Linked DNA regions of Homo sapiens: region 1 is linked to region 2. A link is a loop called in an ENCODE intact Hi-C map of the cell type or tissue named here. Cell type or tissue: heart left ventricle. All regions are shown on one strand.

Evidence for each region. A loop is a pair of places that touch in the nucleus more often than their neighbours do. Peaks named below come from ENCODE experiments on the same cell type or tissue, not always from the same donor. Only the 100,000 strongest peaks of a DNase experiment are listed, where the experiment ranks them.
Region 1: a loop joins it to region 2, with 6 times the contacts of the local background. A loop is called at or near these places in 10 of 110 quality-filtered maps.

What each region holds. Positions count from the first base shown.
Region 1 is chr11:112,652,439-112,660,438 of GRCh38, reverse strand. No RefSeq gene overlaps it. Among named protein-coding and RNA genes, the nearest start is that of LINC02764, 100 kb to the right of the region's middle. In heart left ventricle, a CTCF peak has its summit at 4,902; a DNase peak (open chromatin) is centred at 4,828; H3K27ac peaks cover 1,582 bases.
Region 2 is chr11:113,109,826-113,117,825 of GRCh38, reverse strand. All of the region lies in intron 1 of NCAM1 (neural cell adhesion molecule 1), which reads right to left. Among named protein-coding and RNA genes, the nearest start is that of NCAM1-AS2, 150 kb to the right of the region's middle. In heart left ventricle, a CTCF peak has its summit at 3,173 (motif pointing right); a DNase peak (open chromatin) is centred at 3,185; H3K27ac peaks cover 1,982 bases.

The DNA.
Region 1 (8,000 bases), 460 kb after region 2:
AAGCTCTTACTATGTGCCAAGCACTAAAATCGATTCTGCTGATAAAAACATGACTAATACACCATCCCGTTAAGAATTTACTGACATTGGACAAGACAGACTTAGAAGCAACCTGGCAGGCTGGAGGAGTCTGTAGCATAAACAGGCAGAAGGAACTCCTAAAGTAGGGCTTTGCTGACCCAACTATCCTTGGCTGCTTCATGGCAAAGGCAAGAATTAGAAGTAGCCAGGGGCCCTTCTGTGGAGTCTTGAACAGCAGGCCACCATAGACCTGGGGCAAGGCCGTGGATACCACCATGCAGGCTGGGCCTGATGAGAGTCATGGCTCAACTTTATGAGGCCCATAACATCAGCAGGGCCAAAGTGAGGCTGAGTCCACCTGGAAAGGTGGGAGACATGGGCTCTAACCAAATCCAAAGAAAGAGACTAGATCACAAAGTATACAAGGCACAGATTTGGCTTAAAATGCCAACAGAACAAAGACCAGACATGAGGACAAGGGTGTGGCTCTGTAGACCAAAGGGGCTGGAGAACTCTGAAACTTCTCCCTCTACCATGATGTTACATAAAGCCCCCTCCTTCTTTCTTCCACCTGAGTAAGAGGACTAGGAGGACAGAGGGATAATGTGGGAGACTGAGCAGCTTTGTTTTGGAGACTGGCATTTCCAAAAAGGGCTGTGGCATTATTGGATGAGATCAAGCTCTAAACCAGTTTGGACGTTTAGTTACTTTTCCCCCACCCTTCACCTATTTTTCTGGGAAAGAATCCCAAATTCATTTTCGATAATAGAGCTCATTTTCTCTCATATCTGAGTTGTAATGGATTAAATTTTGTAACCCTTCTTCCCTTATGTGTATGCTTAGCTCCTAGCACAGTGTCTAGCACAGAATCACACTTGAAAAGTGCTGTGAGCCTGCATGCTAACAAAGAAAAGTTGGGGAACAACAAGAAGTCCTATCTGGCTCTCTGCATCCCATGTCTGCAAGATGTAATCTAGTCAATATGCATGCTTTGCATAGAACACAGCCCTTGGCCCGTGGCCATCCCTTCCCCAATCTTGATGCCAGGACTACACCCAGAGCCTCACTGCTCTGGATGTGAGGAAAAAGGCAACAGGCCCATTTAAAGCTGGTGCCAGCATCCATCCTATGCCCGGGAACCTAGTTTATTTTCAACCAACTTCCCAACGATGGACTGATTTCATGTCCTCCACAGGTCTACAGCTCAGCCACACATACACATACACACACACACACACACACACACACACACACACACACACACACAAAGACACATACTCCAGACAAACACACAGCTGATTTGAGATGCCACATGGGTGTAGGAGTTTTCAGAGTGGAAGGATCTTGGCTCTGGTCCTGTGAAGAAGAGGAGGTGAGGGAAGAGGAAGAAGGAGTTGTATGTGAAGTCCCCCACCTCACTCCCAGGCAGATGAGGGGCTAACATGTGGTAGCCAGGATGAATTATCCTCTTGGGAGGGGCAGAGGCAGATGGGAGGGAATAGTTTCTGGCCCCAACCAAAGAAAGATTCTACTTCTCACAGGTCTCATTCTTAACTGTTCCTAGTCATGTGAGATGATCTGTGACTCCTGCTTGGGTGCAGGTGGAAATCTGGGGAGGGGAGGGGAGGGAGCTGGGCTGTGGGAATGACATCATGGGAGGGGGAGGGGATGCCATGATATCACAGCCATGTGGGAACTTCCCGGGTGAGAAGTCTGGAGGAGGACTAGAGCTCTGCATCCTATTTCTGGCTTTAATAACAGCCCTGGTGACAACCAACCACAGGAGAGGGGTACAAACAGGCGGGTCTGTCAGGGATCAGCAGCACCTCCTGTGAGGAACAAGGGTTTTCAATGAGGTGTTGGTGGCCTTTAAGGCCAGGGTGGGGAATGTGAGATGCATGTTTAGTAGTGAGAAGGCACAGATGCCTGACAGAAAAAAAAAAAAAAAAAGGAACATGGTAGAAAATTGCCGTTGCAACAAGGCTTCAAGGAACTTCGTGAAATCCGGTTGATGAGGCTGCATGAGCAGAATGTTGTGGGTATGAGCAGAGGCTCTGCCACCTCCCAGTTTGTGTCCTTGAGAGACTGACATAATCTGTCTGGGCCTCAGTTACATCTTCTGTAAAATGGGGATAATAACACCTACCTCACAGGGTTGTGAAGATTTAAAAAAATGAATACATACTTGTAAAAAGATTAAAACCATACTTTGCATATAGTATGTGCTCAAGAAAGGTTAACTATGTTTACAATGGAAAGACCGCTAGAGTAGGAAACAGAAGACTAGGTTTTAATGCTGATGCTGCCAGTGACCAGGTGAAGACCTCTTTGAGCCTCAGCTTCCTCATTTGTGTAAAGAAGACATGGGACTAGATAATATCAACCTTCTCTCCCAGCCCCAGTATTCTAAGACCTTGACTTGGTGTTCCTGGTCTACTTTGTTCCAAATTATCCTGGGCACTCTAGTGTCTAAATTTTCACCATTAGGAATATAAGCTTTTAAGGTGCACAAATTCATTACCCCTGTACTCCCTTCTACAGAGAAAATAGGTCCTGGGGGTGATTGATGGGTATGACATCAGTAATACATGGGAGTGGATTAATTCTTCCAAAAAGAAATGGTCCCTGGGTAACATAAGGGCACTTGTTATGGAGAACAGGGACAGGGGGAGGGTAAAGCATCCAGAAAGAAGGGAAGTGGGGGAATCATGCATCTAAAGTCCTAGCACACAATTTTGTCTAGGATAGGCCTTGCCCTAAGTGACTTTTACAAGAAAATATGGAGATAAAAGCAACTGCAGCATGAAAGATCTAGGTTAGATACAAGTAAAAATTCAATTAATAGAATGTGAAGGCAACCAAAACTATGACTGTGATGCTGAGGAAGGTCAGGGCAATGGGCTAGATGAGTTCTGGAGGTTCTACTGACCCCTCCAGGGCCTGCAGAGGGTTCTTCTGGGTCTTGTGGGCCCCCCTGGGTGTGGACATCTGCCGGTCCTGGCAGAGCCTGTCCTTCCTGTGCATCTCAGGAGTTCTGTGGCTTCTGGAGCAAAAGCTTAATTGGCCTTCCACAGAAAGCTCAGGAAAGGGATATGTTACATCGTGACTCAGTGATACACTCCCTGCTGGGCACTGCAAATTGAGCTCAGAGAATGTTTGAAATGATCTTCAGTCATCAGGCAGAAATTGGAGTGACTCAGATGACAGAATTCGTGTTATGCAAGCTGGACGCTGAGTACTCGGCAACTGGTCCAGAGAGAGAGAGAGAGAGGAGAGGGGAGGTAGGCAGGAGGGAAACAGAGAAGGATGTGGGAATTCCAGTGGCTTATCACCTGCACCCTACAACCCCAGCCCAAGAAAAGAGACCAGTGGTAGATATGAAGCCTGGAGCCACCCTTTGCAGCAAGAAGAGAGTCAAGGGAAGTGAGATCCTCTGGTGTATTCTTGGTTTCTCATAGCTGAAAAGAAATTCAGTATAGCAAAGTGGTTTTCCCACACTCACTAGCTGCCCTCACACAGTGGGGCCTGTCTGACTGGTGAGGATCTGTCCCACACCAAGGCGCCTCAAAAAGGGCAATGGCAGAGAAGGATTCATATAATCATTCATTCATTTAGTCATTCATTTGCTCCATATTTATTGAGATTCTACTAAATACCAGAGGTTGTGCTAGGTGCTAGGACACACTAAGAAATGAGACACTGTCCCTGCAGAGAATCTGAATAAGAGAACCAATAGGCACAATGCTGTAGTGCCAAGTGGCATGACAGAAGGAGGCAGCGGGTGTTGGGGAAGCACAGAAGTGGAGCCCCTAAGTCAGACTCTGGGCTTGGGTGAGACCGTGCTGGTCAGAATCTTCAAGGAGAGCAGGAGTAACTAGGTGGGCAAGGAGGTTGTGAGAGGGCCTTTGGGGCACAGGAAACACAAATGAAAAGGGTAGAGATGTGGAAGCTCACGATGTGTATGGAGAACAGGACACACGAGGTGCAGGTGGGGTGGTGGGCAGTGGAAGCCAGGAAGTCTTAAAGGGCTCTGTGTGCCATGTGAGGGGAGGAGAGGGCTTGGGAAGGAGAGGGATGAACAGCGCTGCTCTTTAGAGGGAAGGCTCTGCTGCACCAAGGAGGATAGATGGGAGAGGGCAGTCTGGGCGCCCAGATTCCCCAGGGTCTGCAAGGGAGGAGCTGAGCCCGGAAGGCAGCAACAGAAAGACTGGAATGGAGTTGCGAGATCTGTGGGAGAGGAAAAGACCTGGGACTCACAGTACGTGCAGATTGAGGGCCAGAAACTTGGAGAATGAAGGAGTAGCAAGGAGCAAGGGATGGAAGCAGAGGCAAGTTGGTGAGGGGAAAGCAACAAAGGAGATGTCTTTCTCCTATTCTAGAAAAAGTGTTCATCAATTCTCTGTACCATTGAACCTTCGCGGTGACCTCCCTTTCAGTACAGGCCTCTCCTCTACAGCACCCCTCCTGGTGCTATCTGTCCATTCAGTCATTCAACACCTAATTATTGTGCACTCACCACGTGCCTGCTGCAGTGTCAGGCCCTGGGGAAACAAAATCAAAAGCCAGTAAAGAAGAATGAAGAAGGACTGGAGAAAAATAAAAGGATGAAGGAATTTGCAACTCAAGGCCAAGAAATGAAGGCTTAAGGGACAAAGTTTATGGAATGCCTTCTCATTTAATCACCCTGATCCCTCCAACAGCTGGGACTGTTATAATTGTTATCCCATCTTAAGGAAGAGGAGGCAGAGGCCCAGTCGGATTCAGTCTACTTAGTTAGTAGCACGGCAGGACTCAGAGCCAAGTTGGTGGAGCTCCAAGGCCCTGGTGCTCTCACTTAGTCCATGACACAATGATGAAGTGCTAGCAGACTGCTGACCCCTAGTGAGGTCAAAGCAAAAACACAAAAACAATAAAACAGACTGAAGTTTCATGGTGGAAATTCCAGCTGCACACAGGAAGGATTTCCCATCAAGGAAGAGCAAAACTTTGCTGGTCCCTTGAGGAGACCATCCACATCTGTGTGATGGGTGAAGCCTTGCCCAGAAGCAGGGGTATGAAAATATAGAATCTATGATTTCCAGAGGTCCTCAACGGCAGGAATAAGGTTTCCTAAGCCCTTCTTATTTTCAGAAACCCTATCTGTTTGGGGCTGGAATAAAATCCACTTGAGGTCGGAATGTTACTTCTATGGAGCGCTTCTGAACTTTGATCAGCTGTTCCTCGTGTTTTTGATGAATAACAATTTTAAAACAAGTGCAGCTAGTAGACCAGATCTTTGAAACTCAAGGTCTAATTTGTGGGGGGTCAGGAAAGAATGCAGCATATCTTTGGTGGTGATAAACTGGGACACTAGAGATTTTCCCAAAGACAGTAGAAGGTCTGAAGCAAAACCACAAGTTCTTAGAGGATTAGGGCCTGTGCATAGAGAGTTATTTGTGAAGAGCTGGTTTTATTAATAGTTTTCCAAATACCTTTATTTTTTCTCTCTCTCATTATAATAATGAAATGTTCACTTTGGATTTAAAAAAGTGAACATTTGAAAGAAAAAGCCTGATAAATTCATATCATAAAAGTGATTGTGTCACGCAGCTGTAATCACAGGGCAAACTCTCTTCTTACCTCTCACTCTTTGGTTTCCTTGAGGAATGTGTGTGTGTATCTGTGTATGTGTGTGAGTATGTCTGTGTGTGTCTTTGTTTATGGGTGTGTATCTGCATTGCACTCTTGATCCTTTGAGAAGCGACCTTGAGACTGAGTTTAGCACCTTTTTAGGGGGTGCCTTTGGGGCCAATGCCTGTGGAAGAGAAAGGACAAAAGTAGAATGTACAGAGGGAGAACTTGAGCTAACATGTAGTCCCAAGGAAGGCCTCAGCCAACTCCATGGGAACTCTGGAGCTAGGATGACCTTGATGTCCCGAGCTGGGCAAGGAGACCAGGCCCTCATTACCTCCATAACCAGCCACTGAATGCCAGCTTCCCTGGAAGAGATGTGACCTGGGCAAGGCAGTCTCCTTTCCCTCAGCTGAGGACTGACTTCTGGCACTACCAGCAGCAGGGAAAGTAAGTCCCTCATTACTAATGGCATATGTGGGTAGTGCATCCTAGTGTCCACTACAAAGACTGTGTGTTTGGGTGTGTCTTGAGTGTGTTGATGTATGTCTGCATGTCTGTTGGTGTGTGCATGTATCTGTGTGTGTGCCCCTATATATCTTGTCTGTGGAGTGTTGCCCTCTCTTGGATCAGGGACCATGGCAGCACTGCAGGAGCCCAGGAGGTGAGCATTGGTATCTGCCACCTGATCATCCACCTTGCTTCAGTGGCCCCTTCACTTCCTTCCTATCTCTTGTCAATTTGGGCCTGGAGAAAGGTATAGAATGTGGGATGTGAAGTGGAAGATGTCATGGCCCCTCCTGAGAATTGATTTCGGTCCTTACTCTGGGGTGAGAGAGGAGATACCTACTAAGGCTTCCTTACACAGATTTTTTTTTCTTGGTGTTTTTTTAAATTATTATTATTATACTTTAAGTTTTAGGGTACATGTGCACAATATGCAGGTGATTTTTAAAAGGCACTCCTTGCTGGCAGGCTTCATGAAAATGCGCAGTTGGGAAAACTGACTACAAATAGATTTAGCCCCCACTGGATATCTCTGCTGGGCCCCCTCAAGGGTTGTCATGTCTGGACTGTTTCCTGAGCCAGAAAGGTCTGAATAGGGCTTTGGGGGCCATGTCACCCTGAGCAAGTCTCCATCTCCAGGACCCGACCCTGCTGTTCACTCTATTGTTAGAAGTCAGGACAGCAGTATCTGCCATGAGGCCTGTCTCCTGGGTCAGAGTCCTGTCCAAAGGACCCTGGAAGTCTTAACTCCCCAAATTCAGGACAGGAGAGGAGAGGACCTGGGGACAGCCTTGAAGACAGTTTGATGTAGTTAGGAAATGGAACCTCTCCTGGCAGCCAGTACCCCCAAATTCTTCCTTATCAAAGGACATATGTCCAGTGCAGTGTTTGTACACAGTACATCCAATGAACAAATGGACTTTGGAGGAGAGATCAGCAGAGATGAGTGTCCATGACCCAACTCTAATGAGAAAACCAGGTTACTGCCTGCCCTGGAGCTTCTGGCATTAGGTCCAGGCTGGTTCTAGCAGTGGTTCATTCTTCCTTTGTAACTTGATGCTTCACCAAATGCTTTCTCAAAAGGTCTATGACTCACTGACATAGAAATAAAATCTGTCTTTTTTCAAAGGTTAATGTTGTCATGTTATTTTACTCATGTAATTATTGCCATGGAAGATTAACTCTACTGGGAAGAACATAGGGCCGAGTGGCGGGTGGTTTGTGTCCTTCAATTCTTGAATGCTGGAGCTGTAAGAAGCGAGATCATCTCATCCAATGTTTGTAACTCAGAGCCTGGAGCAGAATTCTTCCTATCATCCCATTTGATTGCAACCACAAAATGAACAATGTGAACATGTTGATGCAGGAGATGGCCTCCCCTACTTGCTTCAGGCTGCCAACCTGCTGCATTCTGCTGCTGGCCTGAAGGCCCATGGGGCACAGTGACTTGCCCAAGATCACACAACTACTCAGAGACAGGACCAGGGCCAAACCCAAGGCTCCTATGGCAGAGCAGTACTCTCTCACCCCAGAAGTCTCTGGCTCTCCTTTGATCTACTTGGACAGGAGATATGAATGAGTGCCATGAGCTTACTCGTTACCATTGTGAAAGGAAAATATCTTGGGCCCCCAAAATCACTAAGGAAAACTCAAGCTGGAAACTGCTTAGGGCAAACCTGCCTCCCATTCTAGTCAAAGTTATCTCTCTGGGCACTGAGACAGATGGATATCCGATTGCCTCCTTTGGAAAGGCTCATCAGAAACTCAAAAGAATGCATGCAACCGTCTCACCTATCTGTGACTGGGAAGCTCCCTCCCCGGCTTGAGTCTTCCAGTCTTGCTTCAAGTAGTCCTGCCTTTCC
Region 2 (8,000 bases):
TGATGATAAAAAGATGCATGTTTACTTGACTTTCATAGGTCAGTGTCTTCATATTCTGTTCTGGCTTTAAACTAAAAGGCTAAGAAGGCTAAGAAGTCTCACAGATTTATAAGTGGTATGAAATTTATAAGGATTTAGGTTGTTTTGCCAATTTAAATTCTCATACACAATTTCGTTTTCCCTCAACACAGCTGTACAAAGTTGCTGAGTAAATCAATAATTTTCATTATCCCTGAAGTCTACAATCCAAAGACATTTCTGGATGGTCACCAAAATTTTTGTAGTCATTTTGGTTAGGTTTAAAGCAAAAACGCCAATAAGACCTTTCACAACACAAATAGTTGGTCTGAGCTGCGGGGATTAGTGGGGGACGGGAAGGTAGGAGTTTGAAGATTCAGGTTCTGTGTACCCCAGGCTGAATGCTGAGAAGAGGGGAAGGCGTTGTTCACTAACAACAGTGTAACTTACCTGAAGGCAGGACATGACATTATTAAACCATGTTTCCTAGAACACTGTCTGAAGACCCCTGCAGTGGAAAGGACACTAAATTGTGAATAACTTAGATCTGAGCACTAAATATATCTTGGGTTTTGCTTCTGATGTATTAGTTTGCTCCCTCATAACAGTTTTTGCTGGCCACTAAATGGCTTATGCAGATGAGATGAAATACCAAAAAAAGTCTGTTTAGAGAGCATTAGGAAAAAGATATTAATGCTGCCCCAATTTTGTAACATATTCTTGGCACATGAAATATTGAAGGCCAATTTGCAAAGAGAAACATGTAATTTATGTCTACTCCAGTCTTATTCAAAAGGATTTGAGGTGGAAAATATAGAATTCATTTGACTGGGAGTGCCCACTTGAGCTCACCAACTACAGAACATTTAATCTTCGATATTCATAAAGAGGCATATTTTAATAAACATTTTTCTATGAAATCTCACCTTGTTAAAAAGGTTACAGTCATAATACTAGATCTTATTCTACTCTTTGGACCCTTTCCCAAAACACAGTGGCACCTTTTCAAAAGGCCAGAAAGGACATAGAAAGAGCCTCTTGAAGAATGTCAATGTGCAATGCCAATGGGTTCCACGCAGAAACCACAAGAGGTACCACTCTCTTTGCCAGCCTTGTCTGGAGGCAGCTTTTTGGGCACCTTATTGATCAGTCTTGCTCTTTGAAATGAGCAGACTAATGTTTGACAGGACAAACCCATAGAAAAAGCCAGAAGCTCTTCTCCCTGTCGATAAATTTAAATAACTCCAAAGCTAAAATGATTCCAGTTGTTTGATGCAAATACGCATTTTATTTTGGAGTCACTTGAAAATATGTGCCAGCTGAACTAGCTTAGCTCTTGTTTAAAGTCCACCAGGTCTGTTGGGCTGTCATTTCTCTAGCGGCTTTGCAGTGTTGTGATGGTCCCTTGGAGAAAGCACTGCAGCCTCAGAGCCCTGGCACTACCAGTCCACCACCCTTCTCTTTCCCTTCTATAATGAAGGCATAACACAGCAAAATTTCAGGGCAGTTGCCTGAATGGACAAAAGATTATTTACTGAAAAATAGATAGTACTCAAGCAACAAATAGTTTTAGAGTACTTTTGAGTAACGCATTGTGCTAAGTGCTACAAATATATGAATTAGTATGAGACAGCCCTTACTGTCAAAAGCTCACCACTTAGGCGAAGGAGGTGATCAGATATCAACTACATACAAGAATACCTTTATTATTCCCATGAATTTTTGCATAATCTATTTCTGCTTTGTCACCTTAAGCCTAGATTTTTGTATTTGCCGTAAACCTGTGTCTATTTGGGAATTAGAGAAGTCAGTTTAAACTTATGAGAGAAAGAATTAAACTTTTTATTCTGTTAGTAGCCTAATTCCTCCTTAAAGGAGATCCATATTCTAAACTCTACAGTTAAAAATGGTTAAGATGGCAAGTTTTATGTCATGTGTATTTTCCCACAATTAAAAACTAAGAAAGAGACATCCCACCATTTAGCTGGGCAGAATCTGTGAGTCTAAGCTTGGCCAGATTCTCGTAACTGTTATCTGTTTTCAACAAAAACTGTTTCTCGACTAGTGCATGTAAATAAAGCCTCCTTCAGAGCATCCACAGAGTGGAAGAAGGAGATCCAAGAATACATGTGTAACAGGTATCTCATTGTTGTGGCTTCTCTGATCTTTTGTTCTCATGTCTAGAACAATCTGAAAATTCATTTTGTTGGTTGGCTAATGGTAGAATCCATTTGTCCTGACTTTCTGGTCACCGTGTCCCTTACAGAATCTAAAAGACACTGCTGGCACCCTTGCCAGTGAGGTGGAGGGTAGGGTATTTTCTTTCTTGCTATTTCATGTGGATGCTCAGAAATTATAAAAACTAAAACTGATGGCAATTTCACTTCCTTAGCACAGAATTGGGGAAAAGACAGCTCACACATTAGTAACTCTGTGCTTATGTTTTGAACCTTTACCAGGAATGTGGAGGCAATATATCTTGGTTCAACTTTTGTCTTTCCATTAGTAATATTATCATAATAAAGCTTCCTTGACACAGTACCTATTTCCAAGCTGTTTTGTACGTTTTATGATGGACATCTGGGTTAAAGTAACTTTTTTTGCACTCCTTCTGCACTTCAGCTGGTTGGTGGGGCAATGTGTAAAGTGCTAAAGTAACAGCAACTCAGGAACTCAAAAGGCACAGCCACCTTGCTCCCAGGATGCTACCAGCTGGGGGGTGCTGACTGTCCAGGGGCCTCCCCAGGTACTATTTATTAGTTATGTCTCTTGAAAAATAACCTAAGATTTATAACGGTCTTTTCTGAATTTTTGAATTTCCTACTACAAAACATTGGTGAGTTGGGTGCAATTCCCCCCAAGAATTGAGTAAGACTTCCTTTATTTTCAGTGGGGGAGAGGAGAGCTCGTCTTAATTTATATATTTCTGGTATTTGCACTTCAGATACAAAATTTTGATGCATGTCTACAATACAAGCTCCATGAGATAGGAACTGTTGATTCTCCAGCCTTGGGCAGTCACAGAATACCTGTTGTTGACTAGCTGAGTAAAAGGTTATGACTGCAAAATAGAAAGCTGCGCCACACAGGCTAGGCAGGATTTTTTGCTTCACTGCAGTGAGTGAGGTGCTCTCAGAGCACTGTGGCTCAGGCCTTCCACCAGAGGGAGCAGGGATGCCACCCCACTGCAGAGGACACTTGTGCAGAACCCTGGGAAGTGCCTGAAGAGGAAAAACAAAAATCCCCAAGCACAGCAAAAAAGAATTGGCATCAAAATGAATGTGAAGAAGAAGAAATCGTGGGGTCATTATACTCAGTGACATGGCTAGATAAAGCCAAAACAGACCTTTCTTTTCCTGCTGCTTAAATGTCCTAAGGCTTCTTAGGCAGAGAAGCCCCATGCCCTAGGAGCAACATCTTCTAGAGCTGCTTGTCTCCTGGTTACCAATGTGGAGTCAGTCCAAGCACAATGCACCTCATCTTAAAAGCAGAAAGGAGAGTGGCCACGGCCAAACCTCTCTAGAGTTCCCCTCTGCAATGCTCTGAAACAGTTCTATTTGTGTCTCTGACTCCGGGGAAAAGATCAGCTATATGGGTTGTTTGGGGCCTGGCACAAGTGGCTATGATGACTTCATTCCAAACTGGGCTGAGAGTCCACCTAAGGACAAATAATTCTCCACAAAACCACCATCAAATCACACAAGGCAAAAAGAGTTTAATATTCAAGGTCTCCACTTTCCTCTCCAGGCAAACTTAAGCCTAAAAAGGGAAACAGCTTGAAGCACTGGGCATCAGAATACATCGCTAGTTTAAAAGCAGATTGTTAGCCCTTTCCAAGTCCCTCAGCATGTCAACTGGAAGAGAAGGCTCTGCAGAGGACAGCAATGTGAAGTGAAATCCTAAAGCACCAGTCCTCTTCCTGGATCTCCATCCATTGATCGTGTCAAACACAAGGTTGATTTTAAAGCCCTGTATCATGTAAAAGGGAAGATAATCCAAGAGAATATCTATCTAAGACACATCAAGATTTTTTTTTTTTTAAAAGAACCTGTCTTAAACTAAAGAGGCAAGACTTGAGTTTCATTTAGCTAATGAAGCTTTGGAAAGTAAATTATCCTTCCAGGGATGCTGAAACAAGCAACGACAACAAAAGACACTCTCCATTTGTCTAGTGGTTCCACCCTATCAGGCTCTAGATGGAACCCACCAGTCCACAGATTGCCAATTTAGGACATTCCTGAGAGCCTATTGATGGGACAGAACTGCTGAATAGTCATAAATCAGAACATTCCAAGGAGTGAATGGGATAATACTGCAGGTTTATTTTAAGGTAAGGATCATAGCAAACAGGAAATTATATATAATTCCAGAGAGAAACAAAGTCAACAAATTCAAATGAACAATGGCAAGTTCCTATAGGGCAGGACATTGCTTATTTCTTTACATTGCCCAGTGCATCTGGCCCAGTCTATGGCGCTAGGGACTTACTGATCATCTAATTTGCAAAAAAACCTCACAACCACCCCCCAAAATAATCTATGGGTTTATCTAAAAAGAAAGCAGAGGTTTAGACCCTTTCTACTAGGTCAGAGGATAACAATTTTAGATACAGAAAAGATATGAAACACGGTAGCTAATTGGACTCATGCAGACTTTATTTTATTTAATTTTTTTGAGACGGAGTCTTGGTCTGTCCCCCAGGCTGGAATGCAGTGTGGTGCGATATCGGCTCACTGCAACCTCTGTCTCCTGGGTTCAAGCAATTCTCCTGCCTCAGTCTCCTGAGTAGCTGGGATTACAGGTGCACACCCCCATGCCTGTCTAATTTTTGTATTTTTAGTAGAGACGGGGTTTCACCATGTTGGCCAGGCTGGTCTGGAACTCCTGACCTCAAATGATCCACTTGTCTCGGCCTCCCAAAGTGCTGGGATTACGGGTGTGAGACACCACACCTGGCTGGACTCATGGAGACTTTAAAAGGCTTTCCAAAAGTTGGGGGATTCCACTTCTCCAGGCAGAAAGACCTTCATGAAACTAATATGTACTTAAAAAAAATCCACATAGAAGAGGCAGAGAATGTGTTAACAGGGTGGGGAACAGAGAAGGCTGGCCACGTTCAGCAAGACCAATGAAGACACTCTCATAATGTTTGCTGTGGAGAGATCTTTCTCTACATAATGGTGAACAATGAGCCCTGTCCAGTTTTTTCTTATTTTTCATTATAGGAAACCTTAAGTATCACAATTCTTCAAGCATGCAATGGGAATGGGAAACACGGTGGCACGGTGACTTCATGACAATGGTAAATCAAGTGTTCTGTCTGGCAGGAAAACTGTCATTAGCCTGGGAAGTCATCTAGCTGATGTCATTTTTGAAACAGAGGTAATATGTCTATTCAAATTTATGAGGAAAACAATCAATTTTATTTTCTGCCATCTACTTTTAGAGGTCAGAAGGAAAATATTTATTGTGCCTTTTAAAGGAAATAACATTCATTAGACTCCCAAAGAGTAAGTTTCGAATGGTAAATATTTCCACTGGCAAAACATAAGAAAGAGAAGTTTGTTTTTAAAAGTGAGATTACAAAAGACTAACATCAGGTAAAAAGAACTTCTTGTGACTGCTCACTTACACAGGTTGGTCCTGCCTTAGCCCTACATCTAATTCAAGGTCAAAGAAAATGTACTGAAAAGGAGTCTTCAGCTACCTAATCACTAGCAGGCTAACAACAGACAGAATGTTCACAAAGACATTACCTTAGGCAACCGACCACCTTCATTATTTTTCAGTTAAAGCAACCATGTTCTGGGAGAAAGATTTTCTTTTTCGCATAGTAAACATGTGCCAATAAAGCTTAAAAATAAGATCTGCGATGAGAAAATCCAGACAACAGCTAATTTGAATAATGAATACGTTTATTCAAATAATCATGCTCATTTTTAATGATAGAGATGAATGATTACTGATCAGAAATGCTTTTGATACATTTTTGAGTGAAAAAATAGGTTACAAGACAGAGTCTCTCTTTTAAAGACATATATATATGTGATACATATTTGTAATGGATATTCATAGAAAAATGTGTGGAGGGATACACAACAAGGTGTTAACATCGGCTTATATTTTCAGTCACGTTTACTGAGGAATAATTTACATACAGTAAAATTCCCTATTTTGTATACAATCCTGAGTTTCAACAAATGTATACAGTCATATAACCACACGACAATCAAGATACAGAACGCTTCCATTACTCTAAAACAGTTCCTGTGTGTCCTCCTGTGGTCCAGACCTCCCACCCCAGGTCCTGACGCTGCTGATCTGTTTTCTTTCCTTGTAGTATTGCTTATTCTCAAACATCATACATACGGAATCAGACAGTAAATATTCTTTTGATTAGCACTTTTTTTTTCCTAGAATAGGGATTATAGATCATGATGATTTCTTTATTCTTGTTATCTTGCTCATCTATATTTTCTAATTTTTTACTACAAACATAATTACTTTTGCAATTTAGAAAAACAAAGGTAAAAATTTAATTAATTGTGACAGGCCATTATGGAAGTAGATAAAGCCATGAAAGCACAGATGAAAACAAATGCTTTGTTTAAATATCACACACAAATGCTGTGTATGATATTTAAATTGTGGAATATTACTTCACCCAAACCTTGAAAGGTAATGGACAATCAGCTACAGCAAGGCAAACCTCCCAGCTGTGCTATGAGTTGTGTGACACTGGGCAGGTTATTTATCATCTTTTAGATTCGATGTCCTCATATTTAAACTAGGGGTTAAAATAGTGCCCATCTCGCAAAGTCATTATAGGGATTAGATGAGGATGTGCATTAGGTCACTGGGACCTGGTAAAATTTAGCACTAGAATTGTGTATATTATTTATTTGGCTATTCTTAGTACTACCATTACTGAGGCTTTGGGAGGTATCCCAATAGGAAAGGACCTATCCCAATAGGAAAGGACTCTCTGCCTCTATAGGCAGAGGGAAGTGATGTCAGGGGCATGGAACCAGGCCACAAGCTTACTTTTAAATCTCAAAACTAAATTCAAGACATTTCGTTTTAGAAAATTTAAAACTTCTGCTTCTTCACAATAAAGTTCTTAGTGTTTTGTTATGATTTCTCAGTGAAATCATTACCTTGGGAATATTAATAGTAAACACCAGCCACCCTTATAACTTTAATCAATATTTTCTTACTATTTAGAACCCAGCGATCCTTTAGTGAAAATATACATTTGTATTTGTCTAACTCTCCTCTCCCCCTATATGAATGACCCAAACCCTATAACCTTTATTCATACCACAATAGGGCATGAATTTAGGGGAGATGAGGATAATCAATTATAAAGCTAGCCAAATTTAAACCAGAGCATAACATTTAAGATCAGTGCATAAAGAGGCCAAGCAATCATAGATGTTCATCTCTGCCAGGTTTTCAGTTGTCAGAGATTCTGGGGTGAAATGAGTTTATGAAAAAACAAATATGATCCACCTTTATCTTCCCAAGGCCATAATACATGCCAGGAAGTGAGTAAGTCTATCTGTCTCTGCTGGGAAGCTCCCAAATGTTTTGATTAAAATAGAACATCTAATCCTCATCCTTGAGACAAGTTCATAATTCACTGAACTGATCCAGGATTTTTATAATAAATGGCAACTGAATTAAAAATATGCCTGCCATCTTTGGCCAAATATATACATATATTAAAAACACGACTATTAGCTCCATGCACTTTGGCCAAAAAACAAATTACAACCACATATGAATTACAGTTAATTCATATATACACACATTCATGTATATCTCCCTGTATATGTATGCATGTATATATGTATGTATATATGTATGTATGTAAAATGTTCACGGATCATACATTACTGAGAAATCTCAGGGGCCAAGGAATGATCTCCCAAACATCAGGTCCACACTATCTGATGCCTCCGGAACAGCATGAGATGGTC